Regions from separate parts of the Homo sapiens genome. Here region 1 is linked to region 2. Evidence: chromatin loops called from intact Hi-C (ENCODE). Cell type or tissue: heart right ventricle. All regions are shown on one strand. Links, peaks and the distances in the headings refer to the core of each region. The heading gives the core; the rest is flanking DNA. Region 1 holds the start of C1GALT1C1 (C1GALT1 specific chaperone 1). Region 2 has its middle 110 kb from the start of CT47B1.

Region 1 (5,379 bases), core at 199-5,198, 140 kb before region 2:
GTTAATATTTACCCTTTTGTTCCTAAAACTAAATGGTTTCCAATACAGTATCCCAACTATTGATGTAATAGAAGCCCATAATAAAAAGTTACATCTTTTGGATCAAAAAGGAATATTGATAGATATATCTGGGGCCCATTAATAAACATTTTCATTTCCTCAAAAGGAATTTTCTTCTTCTTTGGGGAAGTAAAAATGGAAAAATTTACACTTTTATTTCAATTAGAAATTAAGAGGCAGGTGCAGTGGCTCATGGCTGTTATCTCAGCACTTTGGGAGGCTGAGGTGGGTGGATCCCTTGAGTTCAGGAGTTCGAGACCAGCCTGGGCAACATGGTGAAACCTTGTCTCTACCCAAAATCCAAAAAATTAGCCAGACGTGGTGGTGGGTGCCTGTAATCCCAGCTACTCGGGAGGCTGAGGCACAAGAGTCTCTTGAACTTGGGAAGCGGAGGCTGTAGTGAGCTGTGATCTCACCACGGCACTCCAGCCAGGGCATCAGAGTGAGACTCTGTCTCAGAAAAAATAAATAAATAAAAGAAATTAAAAGCTGACATTAAATAAACTTGTTGAAAAAAATTGTATGTTAACCATTTATTCTAGTAAAGGCTGAATTTTCCAATCTTCCCTCCATCTTCAGAAAAAAGCAATCTATTGAGCTACTTAGACTTCCCAGTTTTCTCTTATGGTTGAAAGGAGCCTTAGAAAACTACCCAATGTCAGTCACTTCTCTCATTTTACAGAGAGGAAATGGAAGTCCACAGAGGTTAAATAACTGACTCAGTCACACAGTTAGACAGTGGTATAAGTGGACTAGAAACCACATTTCTCAATATCAGTTTAATGGTTTTTTTCCATTACAGAAGAATAATTGCCATAGTGCTTCTACCACATTAGAGTTTAATAAATGGGTTACTGAATATCCTTGTTTTCATACAAATGGGAAAAAAGTGGGATCTGTTGACCATAACTGATATTTTGCACCCAACAGCACCATATTGCTACAAGGAAACCACTCCTGTGGTTTTCTGCTAGAGGAAATGGAATTTTGACTTCTACCAGAAAGACAAGGTGTGGAATAGCTTGGCAGATGTAATTTCTGAGCGGTGGGTGGGGCAAGAGGCAGGAAGACTTTCCTGTGTCACTCACAGAACTTGGTCAATAAACACAGTTCCAAGAAGAGAAGTGACAGAAAACAAGCTCGGCATAATATTAGAATTGTCGGCTGTGTGCGGTGGCTCACGCCTGTAATCCCAGCACTTTGGGAGGCCGAGGCAGGTGGATCACCTGAGGTAGGGAGTTCAAGACCAGCCTGGCCAACATGGTGAGACCCTGTCTCGACTAAAAATACAAAAATTAGCCGGGCATGGTGGCATATGACTGTAATCCCAGCTACTCAGGAGGCTGAGGCAGGAGAATTGCTTGAACCCGGGAGGCGGAGGTTGCAGGCAGTGAGCCAAGATCGCACCACAGCACTCCGGCCTGGGCAACAAGAGCGAGACTCTGTTTCAAAAAAAAAAAAGAAAGAAAGAAAGAAAAAAGAAAAAGAATTGTCAGGTGCACTCTAAGATTAATTTATATAGGATTTTTGTATTTCATGTCACGCAGTTTTCATTATTTCTGGCCAATACATAATTCACATGTTTCTTTGCTCAATTATGGCATATGTGTCAGAATTCTTCCTGATGGTGATCCTACTCCTGGCTGCAAAAATAGTGATCAAAACTCAGTAAGTCTACACATTTTAAATAAAATAATTTGCAAAAATTATTCTAAGGAGATTTTTTCCCCATCACAGAGGCAAAAAATATAACACTAGGGATGCATATGATAGGATACTTTGTGCAGAAGGAAACAAAACTGCACACGAGCACAAATGAAACAGAAACTACCCCAATGGTTTTTAGATGAACCTTTTTGGGTGAAGGTAGTTGGGGTGAAGTACGGAAAACGAAGACGAAATAGGGAAGAGAAGTGAGAGGGAGGACATGGTAACCTCGATATCCCTCTGAGGGACCAAGAGAGCGCCCCCAGGAAGAAGACTCTCGGTCTCCTGTGCTGACAATCCTCCCGCTGCACCTGCCCAAGCATCCCGCGTGGAGCATGCTGGGAGAGGGCTGGGGCCCAGGCCTCCCCCAAGAGAGGGAGGGGAGTCAGGGTGCGCTTGGGGTGGGGGTCGAGGCCCCGCCACTCACCCGCGTCTAGAACGGCTTGGGGACAGGAAAGCGCAGCCGCGCACGGGTTTCCTCTCACGTTGGCGCACCACTCCGTTACGCTCCTGACCAGGCTGTTCTAGCTGCAGGCGGTGTTCTCTCGTTGGTCTCGCTAAAGGTGGGGAGCGCCAGGAAACGAGCGCCGCGAAGGCGGGGGTAGTGGGGCGGGGTAAAGGAGCCGGCGGCTGGGCGGAGCCGTCCGTTTGCCCGCCCGCGCAGGCGTCGGAAGGGCCGGCGCGCCCGCTGCGCGCACACTGCGTGCCCTTTCTCCCCGCCCCCTGCCGAGTTCAGAGACTTGCTATAGGCCTGCGTGACCCGGACGCTCTCCTTTACCCAACGGGCGTCCAGAGAAGAGGCCGTGCGTACGACTCGCTGACACCTCCCATTTCACCTTCCTGGCATGGAAATTGCGAGAGCGAGAGATTCTTGCTCCCGGTGTCGCTTTTTATCAGACCTCTTGATGGTTTCTCTGATGTACCCCTGCGTCCTTGAACCCTCATATTGCCCACCCCCCCAGTACTCCTGGGCTGAGACCAAAACGCAAGCCACTGAAATAGTCACGTAATTATGACACCAACGGTTTCCTATTATTACTGGAATGAGATCTGAAGCCCCACTGCCTGGAATCCAATCCTGTCTTCACCACACCTTTTGATATCCCAGGAAAGTTATTTCACCTCGCTGTGCCTCAGTTCCCTCATTTGTAAAGTACAGAAAATGTCACAGTAGTGCCTATTTCATAGAAAATTAGATGAGATAGTGCATATGACTCCCTTAGCAAAATTTCAAGCCTAGAGTAAGCATTTACTAAAAAGTACTGGCTGTTATTATTCACCCCAGTATTTCTAGTACTTAACCACAGTGCCAGCACGCAGTGGACAGTAAATATTAGTGGAATTAATGAATATTAGAACTACAGCTGAGGAACCAGGCCTAAAAAGGATAAGGAAATTTCAAAAGTCCACACAGCAAGTTAATGGCAGAGGTGGGACTGGAATCCAGGTCTCTTTTTTTTTTTTTTTTGAGACGGAGTTTCACTCTTGTTGCCCAGGCTGGAGTGCAATGGCACGATCTCGGCTCACTGCAACCTCTGCCTCCCGGGTTCAAGCGATTCTTCTACCTCAGCCTCCCTAGCAGCTGGGATTACAGACGCCCGCCACCACGCCCGGCTAATTTTTGTATTATTAGTAGAGACGGGGTTGGCCAGGCTGGTCTTGAATTCCTGACCTCAGGTGATCCACCCGCCTCGGCCTCCCAAAGTGCTGGGATTACAGGCTTGAGCCACTGCGCACGGCCCCCAGGTCTTCTAATTAAGAGTGCAGAGCTCTCTTTCCACGAAATATTTGATGTGTCTCTTTTTTTTTTTTTTTTTTTTGAGACCGAGTTTCGTTCTTTTTGCCCAGGCTGGAGTGCAATGGCGGGATCTCGGTTCACTGCAGCCTCTGCCTCCCGGGTTCAAGTGATTCTCCTGCCTCAGCCTCCCTAGTGGCTAGGATTACAGGTGTGCGCCACCACGTCTGGTTATTATTATTTTTTTTTTTAGTAGAGACGGGGTTTCGCCGTGTTGGCCAGGCTGGTCTCGAACTCCTGACCTCAGGTGTTCCACCCGCCTCGGCCTTCCACAGTGCTGGGATTACAGGTGTGAGCCACCGATCTGTCTTTTAAAATTCATTTTTGGCCAGGCGCAGTGGCTCACGCCTGTAATCCCAAAACTGTGGGAGGCCGAGGCAGGTGGATCACCTGAGGTCAGGAGATCAAGACCATCCTGGCTAACACGGTGAAACCCTGTCTCTACTAAAAATACAAAAAATTAGCCGGGCGCGGTGGCATGCGCCTGTAGTCCCAGCTACTCGGGAGGCTGAGGCAGGAGAATGCCGTGAACCCGGGAGGCGGAGCTTGCAGTGAGCCGAGATAGCGCCACTGCAGTCTGGCCTGGGCGAAAGAGCGAGACTCCGAGGCGGGCGGATCACGAGGTCAGGAGATCGAGACCATCCTGGCTAACACAGTGAAACCCCGTCTCTACTAAAAATACAAAAAATTAGCCGGGCGAGGTGGCGGGCGCCTGTAGTCCCAGCTACTCGGGAGGCTGAGGCAGGAGAATGGCGTGAACCCCGGGGCAGAGCCTGCAGTGAGCCCAGATAGCGCCACTGCACTCCAGCCTGGGCGACAGAACGAGACTCCATCTCAAAAAAAAAAAATAAAATAAAATAAAATAAAATAAAATAAAATAAAATAAAAATTAGTCGGGCGTGGTGGCTCATGCTTGTAATCCCAGCTACTCGGGAGGCTGAGGCAGAAGAATTGCTTGAACCTGGGAGGTGGAGGTTGCAGTGAGCCGAGATCGTGCCACTGCACTCCAGCCTGGGAGAGTGAGCAAGACTCCATCTCAAAAAAAAAAAAAAAATTCATTTTTGTGGCAGAAGGCTTTTTGCTAAAAAGCCCAAATTTTTACAATTATTTAAAGTGTATTGTTACTAGGTTCCATTAAGATAAAATTGAGTGGTGACTTACTCGGGCCTGAGTTCCTAAAGACACACATGTATTTGAGTGTTGTCAGTGACCTAGTTTAAGTAGACTGAAGGTTTCAGGGAACTCTGAAACAATGAACAAATATATTGTAGGTAGTTACTATCCTGGCAACACTATCTTAAAATCTGGAGATACAGTGGTGAGCAAAATAAGTACCCTGACTTCATGGAGCTGTCAGTCAAGTGGGGAAGAAAGACATTAAACAATTTATTACAAATAATTATAATGGTGGTATGTTTTCTAAAGGAATACCAAAATGAATTTTATTTCTGACAGTGGGCCCGCTGGAAAAGAAAAAATGAATTTTAGAACTGGAAAAGAATTTAAGACCGTGGAATATTTTCATTATATTTTGTTAAGTAATATAGTCTATTTCACATATTATATAAAATATATATGTATGTATGTATATATACCTATATAGTTAAGTGAAACAAATTGCAGAATACTGCATATTATATGATTATGTTTTGGTGGAAACAAACGTGCACATAGGTTTGATCTGTTCGTATGAACAAAGAGAGTTATGGAAGAATACTCAGCAAGCTCTTAATATTGATTACATCAGGAGGTTGAGGTGGGGATGATTAGCTTTGTCTTTATACATCCTTGTATTGCATTGTTTCACTGGTTATAAA
Region 2 (5,379 bases), core at 275-5,274:
ATTAAGAAGTGAAGTTTGCTATGACAAAAACTAAAGCAAGATAAGGAGATGGGGAATGATTGGGTTTTATTTTATTTTTATTCTTTTAAACCTTTTATTTAGAAATAATATCAAACAGAAAAGTCATAAGAATAAAAATACCCATATACTCTTTACTTAGTCTCTCCTCTCTTTCTCTATATGTGTATGTATGTATATATGCACATATATTCCTGAACTGTATGAGAGTAATGTATATATCATCATGGACTCTTAATACTTCAATGTGTATTTCCTTAGAATAATGATATTCTCTTACATAAGCATGGTATAATTATCAACTTCAGTAAATGTAATGCAGATACAGTATTTTATCTAATCTACTGACTCTATGGCAATGTTTCCAATTTACTAAATAGTATTCTTCTTAGCATTATTTGCCCCTCCAGCATAGGATGCAATCTAGAGTCAGGTATTGCCTTTGGCTATGTCTCTTTCACCTCTTTTAATCTGGAACATTTCCATAGCTTTTGCCTTTTATGACACTGATACTTTTGAAGAATAAGATCTTTTTTTAAAATAATAGAACACTCCTAGGCTGGGCGCAGTGGCTGACACCTGTAATCCTACCACTTTGGGAGGCCGAGGTGGGCGGATTGCCTGAGCTCAGGAGTTCGAGACCAGCCTGGGCAACACAGTGAAAACCCGTCTCTACTAAAATACAAAAGAAATTAGCTGGGCATGGTGGCGGGCACCTGTAGTCCCAGCTACTCGGGAGGCTGAGGCAGGAGAATTGCTTGAACCTGGGAGGTGGAGATTGCAGTGAGCCGAGATGGCGCCACTGCACTCCAGCCTGGGCAATAGAGCGGGACTCCGTCTCCAAAAAAAAAAAAAAATTGGACACTCCTTATTTTGGGTTTTTTGATGGTTCCTCATGGTTAGATTGAGGTTATGTGTCCCTGTTTGGAAAACTACATAAGTGGTGCTGTGTCCATCTCAGTACATCACAGAGGTCCTTGATATCCATCTGCCCCTTTGATAATGCTAACGTTGACCATCTTTTCAAAAAGTGTTTTCCAATTTCTCTACTGTGTGCTTACAGTTTTTTCCCTTGAAAGTAATAAGCAGTCTGTGAGAATAGTGTTCCAGGCAGGGGGCCTAGTAAGTATAAAGGTCCTGAATCAGGAACATGCCTGGAGTATTGGAGACACAGCATGGAAGCTGGTAAGGCTGAAGCAGAGTGAATGAGGGTGAGACCAGAAGGAGTTAGAGGTCAGAGGAATATGAGGTGGCAGACTGTGAGGGCTTTAGACACCATTGTAAGAAATCTGGCTTTATTCTTACCAAAGTGGGAAGCTACTCAAGGTTGAAAAGGAGCAGCTTGTCATTTTTTGTTATTATTATTATTATTTAAGGGTTCCAAGTTTAGAGAAGCTAGGTCTCAGTGAAGCAACTTGTTCCCAGAGAACAGACATTTCTCAATTATTAGATTAGATAAATTAGATGAATCAAAACACACGACAGCACTCTAGACTAATGGTGATGGTAAAATTGCTCATATAAGTGAAATCTCAGACTGTGAGTCTACAGATGTCAATATCTTAGATACGACTTTTCAAACTTAAGAACCTATGAGGGAATAGTATATGTCCAAGTACAAAAAGGAAATATGGCATTCTTATCCAGTTAGTCATTCAACAGGAAGGACTTCATCAGGCAATATTTGGTTACAGGAACCTGAGCCATCCTGTTTTGCTAAAAGGATGTATGACTTTTATGTTTCTACATGAAAATTTACTTGATATAGTTTATAAGTGGACAAATGCTGAAAGCAGATGTGTATCCAAAGATGACTAGAAAGAAAAGGATGATGTAGAAATGAAAAACAAAACATCATTGAATCAGTCATCTGAATTGGTTTTTGGGAATCTAAATATGAAAATATTTTGCAGTTATTGAGCAAAGACGATGGCCATTCTTCTTTCAGCAAAATTATGAGCTGCCAAAGTTTTCAATCTTGGCATTATCAATTAATTAATTTATTTTATTTTATTACTTCTATTTTTTTGAGTCAGAGTCTCACTCTGTCACCCAGGCTGGAGTGCAGTGGCACAGTCTTGGCTCACTGCAACCTCCGCCTCCTGGGTTCAAGGGATTCTCATGCCTCAGCCTCCCGAGTAGCTGGGACTACAGGCGTGCACCATCATGCCCAGCTAATTTATATATTTTTAGTAGAGATGGGGTTTCACCATGTTGGCCAGGCTGGTCTCGAACTCCTGACCTCAAGTGTTCTTCCTGCCTCGACCTCCCAAAGTGCTGTAATTACAGGCATGAGCCACTGCACTGGGCCCTTTGAGGCTGATGAAAGCTCCAGGATCAGAATTAGGGGGAGGGGTAAGGTCATGCTGCCCAGTGGTTACGTGCATGATTGCTGGGCTAAAGACTGCTATGCTGAGGGAGCCCGGGAAAAAACCCTGGACATGATGGAGACATCGCTAGGGCCGGAATGGCTGAGGCATTCCCATTCCTTTGGCTTTGACTCTATTTCATATGGAGCACCAGATGTCTGGCCAAAGGATGTCATGCCTCTTCCCTTGCCTAGTGTGTGTTGTCTGCCATCTGCATGGCATTTGAAATACACTTGGGGTTTTGCTTAAGAATCCAAAGAAGGCATTTATTTTAATCAGAAATTGTTTCCCATTCTTACTGAATATAAAAATAATAAAATTGTAAGTATATAAACATGGACAAGCAACAGTCACCCTCCCCACTTCCACTCTCCAGAGATGACCGCGGTTAAGTTTGGTACCTATTCCTCCAGATGTTCTGCCTACCAGTACTCAGGTCAGCTGTGTTTTATGCAAGGAATGTGTTCCTGAGGGCACCACATAATTAGATATTTGCGTAATTCAAAACCAGCCTTGACAAAGGAAGGGCAGAATTTCTGTTTGTCAGCTAAACTGGTGCCACCATGTGGCAATAGTGTAAACATGACTTACAGTTCACTTAGACTTCCAACTTTGAAATTATGTGATTCTTAGTGACATTTTAATTTGGGAGGACTTGCATTATTTCAAACGTTGTACATATACTGAAGCTAAAATATTTTATATCACAATATTTCAAATTCTTAAAATTCCAATTTATTTAAAATGTGTTAATTTTAAAATGGTATCATATTACTAAAGTTTTTCTAAAACTTGCTTTCTAAAATTCAGATAACCATATATTTTGGGCATTCTCCCATGTCAGCAAATGTACTTTTGTTTCTTTCTTTTTAAGGGCTGTGGATCATTCTGGTGTAGCAGTGCATCCTAATTCATTTAACTAAGTCTCTATATTGATGGATAGTTCTTCCCAGGGATAAGGTCTCCTTCTTCTGTCTTTCTGTCATCAGATTTGTCTTCAGTTTCAGGGCCCTCAACAAATCTATGTAGTTCTCAGTGCCAGAGACTTGTGGCCAGAGAAAATCAAACTTCTGTCTCTTGGCAACCATTCAAGCAGTGACCCTGAGCCCTGACCAAGTGCCCCAGAAGTCACTTGCTTTTTTCTGCACTAAACACACTTGGCATTGTCACTGAACTGACCTGGTCTGATGTTGTAGGATGGATTCTGTGGAAGTAGTTGCTGAAACAGAGTTTGAAATGTAAGCTATTTATTAGGAATGTAACACACAGCCAACAGATATTAAATTATTGGAATTCAGGGGCTCAATTTGAGTTAAGGGGTTCACTTTGAGTTAAGTGTTTCTGTCCATATTCCCTTAAGAGCAAAGTGTGTCAAGAGAACTGGGTGGGGTTTTTAGTTGGTTTGTTGGTGGTTGGCCTTTTACTTTTTGGTTAGAATACAAATTAGATTCAAGAATGCTCCATACCTGGAGGCTCTGACACAGTATGGAATTCCAAGCTTTATGGGTCATTATGGCTATAATCAACCTATATAATAGTCTTCAGAGTGACTTTCTCAAGCTTTTTTCCTCGTGTCTGAAGGCTTCAGTTAGGCAGCTTTTAATGTGAGGAACTTCACTTCCTCCTATCTTTTCCATAGCATTAATTATCTATTCTGGAAACTTCTGCTCTAAAAACAGATGTTACTCCAGGAACTTCTCTAAGTTTTACTCATTAGTGAAAAGCATTGTACAGAACCTTTTGGGGAGGGGAAAGGAAAATGACTGCCGCCATCTAGCTTGACCCTTCCTCAGTCCTCACTTCCCTGGTTGAGACAAGTAGGGCTCAATAATGTCTGTCTTCTCCTCTTCTTCCTGAGTATACCACCAGATGGCATTTCTCTGCCCCCTTGCTCCTAGATGGGGCTGTATTACAGTTCTTGTCAGTGGAATGTGAGCCAAAATGATGAGTGCCACTTCTAGGCCTGGCACATGAACCTGCCAGAAAAAGAGGATCCAGTGGAAGACCCAGAGACCCTAAAAGATGGCAGAAGCCACATGATGGAAAGAGCATGGATATGTGAATGACTGCATGGTGCAAAGCCATCCACGCCACTCCATGTTCCATATTAGACTATAGCATGTGTGAGAAATAAACCATTAAGCCATTTCGTGTTAAGCCACTGAGATTTCTTTTAGAGCAATCTGCTAATAATCAGCCTCAACTAATAATTTCAGACCTGCTTCTCCTTATTGGATCAGGAATGAGCACCTGCTACTTCAAGGACAGTAATCTCCTCACTGGCTAGTGACCCCATGGCCTAGCATGCAATATGAACTGGCACAATCAGATTTCTTCCTTCACGAAGAGCCTCAACTTGAAGTAAATGTAGTTGGATAGGAATCTCAGTCCATATTATGTAACTTATTATAAAATGTAACGTATTTGTTTCCTATATCTGTTTTCAGTTTCCATTTGGCCAGTTGGCAGAAACTTAATTTCCGTCATTTTAAATTTCAGTTAGTTCAGGGTTTCCTTAGTGAATTCAGAGTGCCAACCTCCTCCTTCCCAGCTGCAGATGGCATCTATGTTTGTGGTGTTTTCACTTTCTACTGTGGTAGAAAGCCATCCACTGTTAGATTATTGTCCTGAGCGCCAAGTCTTCCTGATTTCAGCTCTCTCTCAGCTATTTCCTTGCTCCTCTGTACCCAGAGGGGTACATCTGACTGCTCCTAACACCACTGTTGCGAAGTTCCATGAGGCTATCTCAGTTCCTTTGCATAGATATGTGACACAACCATCTCTATTGCTCCTTTTGCATATTGGTGAGGGATAACTCTGCAGGGCTTTCCACTTCTCTGGGCTCCATCTAAGAAGTTAGGCACATGTCCAGTTTATTTTTGAACCCCGCCCCCAGCCTATTCATTTGGTTTTATGATTGTCCCCAAGAAATTGGCTCAGGCTTGTAGGGCACAGGGATTCCCACTAACATATAATGATTTTGCTTCTCATC

The links. A loop is a pair of places that touch in the nucleus more often than their neighbours do. Peaks named below come from ENCODE experiments on the same cell type or tissue, not always from the same donor. Only the 100,000 strongest peaks of a DNase experiment are listed, where the experiment ranks them.
Region 1: a loop joins it to region 2, with 3 times the contacts of the local background. A loop is called at or near these places in 5 of 110 quality-filtered maps.

Annotation. Positions count from the first base shown.
Region 1 is chrX:120,627,723-120,633,101 of GRCh38, forward strand. It overlaps C1GALT1C1 (C1GALT1 specific chaperone 1), which reads right to left and starts at 2,332. Exons shown (of 2, transcript NM_001011551.3): 1 at 2,195-2,332. RefSeq lists an enhancer at 1,713-2,640 and a silencer at 2,300-2,569. In heart right ventricle, for the core only: no CTCF peak of the experiment used is centred there; a DNase peak (open chromatin) is centred at 2,429; H3K4me3 peaks cover 1,937 bases; H3K27ac peaks cover 2,085 bases.
Region 2 is chrX:120,767,228-120,772,606 of GRCh38, forward strand. No RefSeq gene overlaps it. Among named protein-coding and RNA genes, the nearest start is that of CT47B1, 110 kb to the right of the region's middle. In heart right ventricle, for the core only: a CTCF peak has its summit at 2,945 (motif pointing left); no DNase peak of the experiment used is centred there; H3K27ac peaks cover 2,213 bases.